Regions from separate parts of the Homo sapiens genome. Here region 1 is linked to region 2. Evidence: read pairs that join two places in POLR2A ChIA-PET (ENCODE). Cell type or tissue: CD4-positive, alpha-beta T cell. All regions are shown on one strand. Each heading gives the region's core, and the rest is flanking DNA. Links, peaks and the distances in the headings are about the cores only.

Region 1 (5,381 bases), core at 173-5,172, 110 kb after region 2:
TGCCTCAGCCTCCTGAGTAGCTGGGACTACAGGCGCCTGCCACCATGCCCGGCTAATTTTTTGTATTTTTAGTAGAGATGGGGTTTCACCGTGTTAGCCAGGATGGTCTCAATCTCCTGACCTCATGATCCGCCCGCCTCGGCCTCCCAAAGTGCTGGGATTACAGGCGTGAGCCACCGCGCCTGGCCACGCCCGGCTAATTTTTATATTTGTAGTAGAGATGGGGTTTCACCACGTTGCCCAGGCTGGTCTTGAACTCCTGACCTCAAGTGACCCACCCGCCTCGGCCTCCCAAAGTGCTGGGATTACAGGTGTGAGCCACTGTACCTGACCCCCAGTAGGCAAATCTATACAGGCAGAAGGTAGATTTGGGGTTGACTGGGGCTCCAGCTGGGGAGAATGGAGTGGGAATGAGGAATGACTGCTAATGTGTATGGGGTTTCTTTTTGGGTGTTGAAAATGTTATAACGTTAGATTGTGATGATTAGTTACACAACTCTGAATACACTAAAACTCTGTATACTTCATTTAGAGACAGTCTTGCTCTATTGTTCAGGTTGGGGAACAGTGGTATAATCATAGCTGACTGTAACCTGGAACTCCTGGGCTCAAGTAATCCTCCCCACCTCAGCCTCCGGAATAGCTAGGACTACTGGTGCATACCACCACAGCTGGCTAATTTTTAAAAATGTTGCCACTCAAGATGTGTGGCCCTGGATCAAAATGGTGAAATTCTCTGAACTAATTTTTCTCATCTGCAGAAATAGGAGTAATAATAATAACAGTCATATCTAACTGGAGGTGTGAGGCTGTGGTAAGCAAACTTACAATGCTTACAGTATGTGAGGATTCTGTCAGTGTGCTTTCTTTCCTTCTTTTCCAGAACATAGAGGATGGAGGAGCAGGCCTTAAGAGGGAAAGACACAGAAGATGCAATAGAGAGCCTTGTAGCTCTTTTTTGTCTGTCTCTCCCTCTCTCTCAAAATAAAGCCTATGTAGAGGTATTTTTTTGTCTGATACAGCTGCATGTGTTTGCAGTTTAGTAGGAACTTTGTGGTTAAACCATGCTTTCTAAGATTTTCTTAAAAGGCCAACCTTGTTGCCAGATGATACCATTAATCAAGTTATTCAAGTTATTGTCACATAGGGCTTCAGGCAGGAAGGAAGGTTAGGAATGGTCTTTAGTCTCATAGAATGAACTCCCTTTTGGTCTGAGTGTCTCCTTCAGTAGGAAGGGATGTGATGTTAATTGACCAGTCTTTAGGGGGGAAATAGATGACCCCCACCATCCGGATACTCAGTTTTTATTCTTTTTTTTTTTTGAGATGGAGTTTCGCTCTTGTTGCCCAGGCTGGAGCGCAATGGCTCGATCTCGGCTCACCGCAACCTCCGCCTCCCAGGTTCAAGCAATTCTACTTCAGCCTCCCGAGTAGCTGAGATTACAGGCATGCATCACTACGCCCGGCTAATTTTTGTATTTTTAGTAGAGACGGGGTTTCCCCATGTTGAGGCTGGTCTCGAACTCCTGACCTCAGGTGATCTGCCCGCCTCAGCCTCCCAAAGTGCTGGGATTACAGGCATGAGCCACAGCACCCGGCCTCTTTTCTTTCTTTCTTTCTTTCTTTCTTTCTTTCTTTCTTTCTTTCTTTCTTTCTTTCTTTCCTTTCTTTCCTTTCCTTTCTTTCCTTTCTTTCCTTTCTTTCTTTCTTTCTCTTTCTTTCTTTCCTTCCTTCCTTCCTTCCTTCTTTTCTTTTCTTTTCTTTTCTTTTCTTTTTTTTCTTTTCTTTTCTTTCTTTTTTTTTTTTTTTGAAAGAGAGTCTCGCTCTTTCGCCCAGGCTGGAGTACAGTGGTGCGATCTTGGCTCACTGCAACCTCCGCCTCCCGGGTTCAAGCGATTCTTGTGCCCCAGCGTACTGAGTAGCTGGGATTACAGGTGCACAGCACCACACCCGGCTGATTTTTGTGTGTTTTTGTAGAGATGGGGTTTCGCAGATACTCCATTTCAGTTTTTTTCTGAGCAACGTCTCCAGGGACTGAAGCACACATACTTTGACAACAGAATCACCAGCAATGTCACTGACCTAGGGTGTCTGCAGCATTCAGTGTCTTCTATTTTCTGTACTAGGTGTTTTCTGTACTGTTTGTAAAGCAGGAAATATCTTTTTTTTTTTTTTTTTTTGGAGACAGAGTCTTGCTCTGTCACCCAGGCTGAAGTGCAGCGGTGCGATCTTGGCTCTCACTGCAGCCTTGACCTCGTGGGCCCGAGCAGTCCTCCCACCCAGCTTCCTGAGCAGCTGGGCCTGCAGACCCACCCCACCACACCCAGCTAACTAAAAAAATTTTTTTTTTAGTAGAGCCAAGGCCTTGCTATGTTGCCCAGGCAGGCCTGAAGGTGCTTTTAAACTCAGATAAGCAGGACATTTGTAGCTGTGGAAATAGCTGTAATCTAACCATCAGAGTTGTTTTAAGGATACAAATTACATATAGTGTTTAAAGCATAATGAATGTACAGGTTGCTAGATTGGGTTTTACTCTGTTCTTTCTGTAACTTTTTAGAAGTTGGTCACTTACTTTTTTTTTTTTTTTTTTTGAGACAGGTTCTCACTGTGTTGCCCAGGCTGGAGTGCAGTGGCACGATCTTGGCTCCCTGCAACCTCTGTCTCCCAGGTTCAAGCAATTCTCCCACCTCAGCCTCCCCAGTACCTGGGATTATAGGCGCCCACCACACCCAGCTAATTTTTATAATTTTAGTAGAGATAAGGGTTTCACCATGTTGGCCAGGCTGGTCTCAAACATCTGACCTCAGGTGATCTGCCCACCTCAGCCTCCCAAAGTGCTGGGATTACAGGTGTGAGCCACCGGCGTCTTTTTCTAGTATAAGTGTTTAAGGCTATATAGCTCTCTAGAAGCATCTCTTTAGTGAAGCCAATAGTTTCCAACTGTAATATTTTTGTTAGTAATGTATATTTAAATTTTCATTATGATTTCTTTTTTGGCCCATAAATTATTTTAAAATGTACCTTTAAATTTCTAAATATATGGTTTGAAGAAACTCTTCTGTTATTATGTTGTTTTTTTTTCTTTCAGACTGAGTTTTGCTCTCGTCACCCAGGCTGGAGTGCAATGGTGCAATCACGGCTCACCGCAACCTTCGCCTCCCAGGTTCAAGCGATTCTCCTCCCTCAGTCTCCCAAGTAGCTGGGATTACAGGTGCCCGCCACCACGCCTGGCTGGTTTTTGTATTTTTAATAGAGACAGGGTTTCACCACATTGGCCAGGGTGGTCTTGAACTCCTGACCTCAGGTGATCCACCTGCCTCGGCCTCCAAAAGTGCTGGGATTAAAGGCGTGAGCGACCGCGTCTGGCCGTTATTATGTTTTAATTGCATTGCACCCGGAGAAATGGCTTGTGTGCTGCTGATTCCCTGGAATTTGTTGTGATTTTCTTTATTGCCAGATATGACATGAATGTTTATAAACATTCCTTGTATTCTAAAGAATATGGGCTGGGTGCAGTGGCTCATGCCTGTAATCCCAGCACTTTAGGAGGCTGAGGTGGGCGGATCACCTGAGATCAGGAGTTTGAGACCAGCTTGGCCGACATGGTGAAACCCCATCTGTACTAAAAATACAACAAAATTAGCCCAGTGTGGTGGCACACGCCTGTAATACCAGCTACTCAGGAGGCTGAGGCAGGAGCATTGCTTGAACCTAGGAGGCGTAGGCTGCAGTGAGCCAAGATCATGCCACTGCATTCCAGTCTGGGCGACAGAATGAGACTCCATCTTAAGAAAGCAAGCAAGCAAGCAAGAAAGAAAGAATATGTATTTAATTTGTGTGAGAAAGGGAGGTGCAAGGTTCTGTATATCTCTAATGATCTAACTTTTTGCTTGCATTGCTCATATTTCCTATTTACTGTTACTGACTTGAGCAATGTGGTAGATTATTATGGTAATCTCATTATGGTAGATTTGTCAGTTTCTCTGTGAGTTCTAGCAATTTTTGGTTCATATATGTTGACAGTATTTTATTAGGTGTGAATAACCTTATACTTTTCATCTTCCTGTTGAGCTGTACTTAGGTTTATGGCCTTTTCCATTCCGAATAAATGCTTTTATTTTCTTGGTCTTCATTGTCTGATATTAATATAATTACTCCAGCTTTGTTTTGTTTGGTGTTTGCCTGGTATTTGTATTTTTGTCCATTTATTTTCAGACTGTCTGTGTTCTGTTTCATGGGTATATTAGTTTTTTGTGGCTCCTGTAACAAGTTACCACATACGTGGTGCTTTAAAACAGCAGAAATTATTCTCTCATAGTTCTGGAGGCCAGAAGTTTGAAAACAATATCACTGGACCAAAATCAAGGTGTCACTAGGGCTGTGCATTCTTCCTCTGGAGGTCGTATGGGAGAATCTGTTCCTCGCCTCTTCCAGCTTCTCATGGCTGCCACATTCCTTGGCTGTGGCTGCATCACTCCAATCTTTGTGACCCAGGTCAGATTGGTTTCTTGTCTTCTGTGTGGTTAAATCTCCCCCACCTCGATTTTATAAGGATACTGGTGATTACATTCAGGGCCCACCCAGGTAATCCAGGATAATTTCACAATCCCAAAATACTTAATTATATCTGTAGTCTTTGCCATATAAAGTAATATTTACAGGTTCCAGGCATTATTCAGACCTGTTAACTTGGGGACCGTTACTCAGCTTACTAAAAGAGTGTCTCTTATAAGTTACCTGTAATTTCTGTCTTTTAACTGGCATAATTTAGTACATTTATGTTATGATTCAGATAAATTTGTACTTTCTTTATCATCTTAGGTTTTGTATTCTGTTTGTCTTTTCTCCCCATGCTTGCCTTTTTAAACAACTGGGAGTTGTTTGTTTTTCTTTATATTCTTCCATCTTTTGGTTTGGAAATGACATACTCTTAATATTCTTTTAGTGATTACCCTTGAAATTTTGCTATGCATATTTAACGAAGTCTAAAACTAATATTCTGTCGCCCTCCTAGATACAGCAAAGGCATGAAAGTTCTTTAATTCCAATTATTCAACTCTCAAGTTACATGCTGCTGTTGTTCAGTGTTTTAGTCCAGACTTTTTTTTTTTCTTTTTAAAGAGACACAGTCTTGCTCTGACACTCAGACTGGAGTGCACAAGTTTTTTTCTTTTCTTTTTTTTGAGACAGGTTCTCACTCTGTTGCCCAGGCTGGAGTGCAGTGGCGCGATCACAGCTCACTGCAGCCTTGACCTCCTGAGCTTTAGTGATCCTCCCACTTCAGCCCCCAAGTAGCTGGGACTACAGGCACATGCCGCCATGACCAGCTATTTTTTGTATTTTTTTGTTGAAACAGGGTTTTGCCATGTTGTGTAGGCTAGT
Region 2 (5,312 bases), core at 313-5,312:
ATATGCCAGCAAATTTGGTAATTTAGATGATATCTTAGTCCATTCATGCAGCTATGACCAAATATCACAGACTGAGTAATTTATAAATAATAGAAGTTTATTTCTCACAGTTCTGGAAGCTGTGAAGTTCAAGAGCAAAGTGCACCAACAGATTCAGTGTCTGGTAAGGGCTCACTCTCTGCTTCCAAAGTGGCACCTTGTTGCTGTATCTTCATATGGTAGAAGGGCAAAAAGGGGAATTAAGGTGATCCCTTCAACCTCTTTTATAAAAGCTGTAATCCCTTTCATGATGATGGAGCACTCATGATTTGAACACTTCCCAGAAGGCCCCACCTCTTAATACTATCACCTTGGGCACTAAGTTCTAACATATGAACATATAAACCATAGCAGATGAGATGGACAAATTTCTAGACAGGAAGAAGCTACAAGAACTGACTCCAGAAGAAATAGACAATCTGAATAGACCTATAATGAGTGAAGATGTTGAAATAGTAATTTAAAACAGGGAAAAGTACCCACAAAAGCTCAAGCCTAGAAGTCTTCACTGCTGCATTTTACCATACAGTTAGAGAAGAATTAAAACCAATTTTTCAAACTTTCAGAAATAGAAGAAGGAACACTTCCCAACTAATTCTGTGAGGCCAGTATTACCTTGATACCAAAACTAGACAAAGACATCACAAGAAAACTACAGACTATTATCTCATGAATATTGATGCAAAATTCCTCAACAAAATACTAGAAAACCAAATCCAGCAATATAAGAAAAGAAATATACACCGTGATCAAGTGGAATCCCAGGAATGTAAGGGTGGTTCAATATCCAACACATACTTAATGTAATCATATTAATCGAAATTTTAATTGCATGATCATCTCAATAGATGCAAAAAAAGCATTTGACAAAATCCAACACTTTTGCATAATAAAGACATTTCACCAAGTGTGAATAGAAGAGAACTTCCTCAACCTGAAGAATGACATCTACAAAAAATTCACTGTTAATATCATCCTTAATGTTGTGAAAGACCGCATGCTTTCCCCCTAAGATCAGGAACAAGGCAAAGATATCTGTTTTGCAGTTTCTATTCAACATTGTGCTAGAGGTTCTAGCCAAAGCAGTTAGGCCCAGGCAGGCGGATCACGAGGTCAGGAGTTCAAGACCAGCCTGGCCAACATAGTGAAACCCCATGTCTACTAAAAATACAAAAATTAGTTGGGTGTTGTGGTGCGCACCTGTAGTCCCAGCTACTTCGGAGGCTGAGGCAGGATAATCACTTGAGCCCCGGAGGCGGAGGTTGCAGTGAGCTGAGATTGCCACTGCACTCCAGCTTGGGCAACAGAGCAAGACTCTGTCTCAAAAAAAAAAAAAAATTTCAGCTGGGCATGGTGGCTCAAGCCTGTAATCCCTGCACTTTGGGAGGCTGAGGCAGGTGGATCATGAGGTCAGGAGATTGAGACCATCCTGGCTAACATGGTGAAACCCCGTCTCTACTAAAGATACCAAAAAAAAAAAAAAAAAAAAAAAAAAGCCCTGCATGGTGGCAGGCGCCTGTAGTCCCAGCTACTCGGGAGGCTGAGGCAGGAGAATGGCGTGAACCCGGGGGGCGGAGCTTGCAGTGAGCCGAGATCATGCCACTGCACTCCAGACTGGGCAACAGAGTGAGACTCTGTCTCAAAAAAAAAAAAAAATTTTTTTTTCAGGGAACTTCTATCTCAGTAAACTTTCTAGGGCTCCCGTGGTGTGGGGCCTGTCAAGATATTCCTTCCAAGGTGAAGGATAAGTCGCCTCATTTGGTCCCTCCTACAACCAAGAAGATCCACAATGCTTAGTGGGTCTATTTGGATTTTGGAGGCAACACATTCCTCACTTAGATGTGTTACTCCAGCCCATTTATCTAGTGACCTAAAAGGCTGCCAGTTTTGAGTGGGGTCCAGAACAGGAGAAGGCTCTGCAACAGGTCCAGGCTGCTGTGCAAGCTGCTCTGCCACTTGGGCCATATGACCCAGCGATCCAATGGTGCTTGAGGCGTCAGTAGCAGATAGGGATGCTGTTTGGAGCCTTTGGCAGGCCCCCATAGGTGAATCACAGTGGAGGCCTGTAGGATTTTCACCCCATAGGTGAATCACAGCGGAGGCCTGTAGGATCTGGAGAAGATGGCCCTGCCATCTTCTGCAGCTAACTACTCTCCTTTTGAGAGACAGCTCTTGGCCTGTTACTGGGCTTTGGTGGAAACTGAATGTTTGACTATGGGTCATCAAGTCACCATATGACCTGAACTGCCCATCATAAACTGGGTGCTTTCTGACCCATCACCATAAAGTAGGTCGTGCACAGCAGCATTCCATCATCAAAGAGAAGTGGCACATATGTGATTGAGCTCAAGCAGGTCCTGAAGGCACAAGCAAGTTACATGAAGAAGTAGCTCAAATGCCCATGGTCTCCACTCCTGCCACCCTGCCTCCTCTCCCCCAGCCTGCACCAATGGCCTCATGAGGAGTTCCCTATGATCAGTGGACAGAGGAAGAGAAGACTAGGGCCTGGCTCACAGATGCTTCTGCACGATATGAAGGCACCACCCAAAAGTGGACAGCTGCAGCAATACAGCCTCTTTTTAGGACATGCCTGAAGGACAGCAGTGAAGGGAAATCTTCCCAGTGGGCAGAAGTTGGAGCGGTGCACCTGGTTGTGCACTTTGCATGGGAGGAGAAATGGCCAGGTGTGTGATTATGTACTGATTCATGGGCTGTAGACAATGGTTTGCCTGGATGGGACTTGGAAGACAATGGTCAGGGGCTTGAAAGAAGCATTATTGGAAAATTGGTGACAAATTTGAGGAAGAGGTATGTGGATGGACCTCTCCAAGTGGTCAAAAACTGAAGATATTTGTATCCCCTGTGAGTGCTCACCAGCGGATGACCTCAACAGAGGAGAATTTTAATAATCAAGTGGGTAGGATGACCTGTTCTGTGGACACCACTCAGCCTCTTTCCCCAGCCACCTGCCATCGCCCAATGGGCCCATGAACAGAGTGGCCATGGTGGCAGGGATGGAGATTACACATGGAGATTCAGCAACATGGACCTCCACTAGCCAAGGCTGACTTGTCTACAGCCACTGCTGAGTGCCCAATTTGGCAGCAGCAGAGACTAACACTGAGCCTCAATATGGCACCATTCTTCAGGGTGATCAGCCAGCTACCTGGTGGCAGGTTGATTATATTGGACCTCTTCCATCATGGAAAGGGCAGAGGTTTGTCCTCACCGGAATAGACACTTACTCCTGATGTGGGTTTGCCTATCTTGCACGCAGTGCTTCTGCCAAGACTACCATCCATGGACTCAAGGAATGCCTCATCCACCATCAGGGTGTTCCACACAGCATTGCCTCTGAGCAAGGCACTCACTTTACAGCTAAAGAAGTGTGGCAGTGGGCTCATGCTCATGGAATTCACTGATCTTACCACGTTCCCCATCATCCTGAAGCAGCTGGATTGATAGAACGGTGGAATGGCCTTCTGAAGTCACAATTACAACACCAACTAGGTGACAATACTTTGCAGGGCTGGGACCAAGTTCTCCAGAAGGCCATGTATGCTCTGAATCAGCATCCAAGATATGATATTGTTTCTCCCTTAACCAGGATGCACGGGTCCAGGAATCAAGGCACTCAAGTGGAAGTGGCACCACTCGCCATCACCCCTAGTGATCCACTAGCAAAATGTTTGCTCCCTGTTCCCATGACATTATGTTCTGCTGGCCTAGAGGTCTTAGTTCCAGAGGGAGGAACGCTGCCACCAGGAGACACAACTATTCCATTAAGCTAGAAGTTAAGATTGCCACCTGGACACTCTGGGCTCCTCCTACCTTTAAGTCAACAGGCTAAGGAGGAGTTATGGTGTTGGCTGGAGTGATTGATCTGGACTATCAAGATGGAATCAGTCTCGGCCGGGTGTGGTGGCTCACGCCTGTAATCCCAGCATTTTGGGAGGCCAAGGCGGGCGGATCATGAGGTCAGGAGATTGAGACCATCCTGGCTAACACGGTGAAACCCCGTCTCTACTACACAAAATACAAAACATTAGCTGGGCATGGTGGCAAGTGCCTGTAGTCCCAGCTACTCGGGAGGCTGAGGCAGGAGAATGGTGTGAACCCGTGAGGCGGAGCCTGCAGAGAGCCGAGATTGCACCACTGCACTCCAGCCTGGGCGACAGAGCGACACTCCATCTCAAAAAAAAAAAAAAGATGGAATTAGTCTCTTACTCCACAACAGAGGTAAGGAAGAGTATGCATGGAATACAGGAGATCCATTAGGACATCTCTTAGTATTATCTAATGCCCTGTGATTAAGGTCAATGGGAAACTACAACAGCCCAATCCAGGCAGGACTACAAATCAGGAATGAAGGTTCGGGTCACTCCACCAGGAAAAAAACCACCATCTGCTGAGGTGCTTGCTGAAGGCAAAGGGAATACAGAATGGGTAGTAGAAGAAGGTAGGCATCAATAACGGCTATGACCACATGACCAGCTGCAGGAACCAGGACTGTAATTGCTGTGAGTATTTCCTCCTTTTGATAAAAAACGTTTGTGCATGTATACGCTAGTACTAAGAAAATCTCTTCATTTCCTTTCTCCTTTATCGTGTGACATAAGATTTATTGACTTCACATCAGCATTTAAGTACCGTCAGTCACCTTGGCCGGGTGTGGTGGCTCATGCCTGTAATCCCAGCACGCTGGGAGGCAGAGGCAGGCTGATCACCTGACGTCAGGAGTTCGAAACCAGCCAGGCCAACGTGGCGAAACCCCTTCTCTACTAAAAATACAAAAATTAGCCGGGCGTGGTGGCAGGCGCCTGTAATCCTAGCTAATCGGGAGCCTGAGGTGGGAGAATCACTTGAACCTGGGAGGCGGAGGTAGCAGTGAGCTGAGCCGAGATCACACCACTGCACTCCAGCCTGGGGAACAAGAAACTCCGTTTCAAAAAACAAAAAGTAAAGTATTGTTACCTTTATGTAATAGTATTATTTGGGTTGGGGACTGGTGCGTTTCCGGTTGTATGAAGGATAGTTGTATTATGTTAGGCATAATTGTGACTTTATTTTTGTCTTTATTTGAAGATTATTATCTCAGGACTATGTATGGGTTCAAGTAGACAAGGGGTGGACTCATGATGGTTAATACTGAGTGTCAACTTGATTGAAGGATAGGAAGTATTGATCTGGGTGTGTCTGTGAGGGTGTTGCCAAGGAGATTAACATTTGAGTCAGTGGGCTGGGGAAGGCAGATCCACCCTCAATCGGGGTGG

What was found. ChIA-PET counts read pairs that join two places held together with the same protein. Peaks named below come from ENCODE experiments on the same cell type or tissue, not always from the same donor. Only the 100,000 strongest peaks of a DNase experiment are listed, where the experiment ranks them.
Region 1: POLR2A ChIA-PET joins it to region 2 with 10 read pairs; 8 of 35 experiments call an interaction of 5 or more read pairs at or near these places.

What each region holds. Positions count from the first base shown.
Region 1 is chr4:2,850,537-2,855,917 of GRCh38, forward strand. All of the region lies in intron 1 of ADD1 (adducin 1), which reads left to right. Among named protein-coding and RNA genes, the nearest start is that of ADD1, 9.4 kb to the left of the region's middle. RefSeq lists enhancers at 2,187-2,236, 2,367-2,426. In CD4-positive, alpha-beta T cell, for the core only: no CTCF peak of the experiment used is centred there; a DNase peak (open chromatin) is centred at 2,131; H3K27ac peaks cover 1,566 bases.
Region 2 is chr4:2,735,926-2,741,237 of GRCh38, forward strand. No RefSeq gene overlaps it. Among named protein-coding and RNA genes, the nearest start is that of TNIP2, 18 kb to the right of the region's middle. In CD4-positive, alpha-beta T cell, for the core only: no CTCF peak of the experiment used is centred there; no DNase peak of the experiment used is centred there.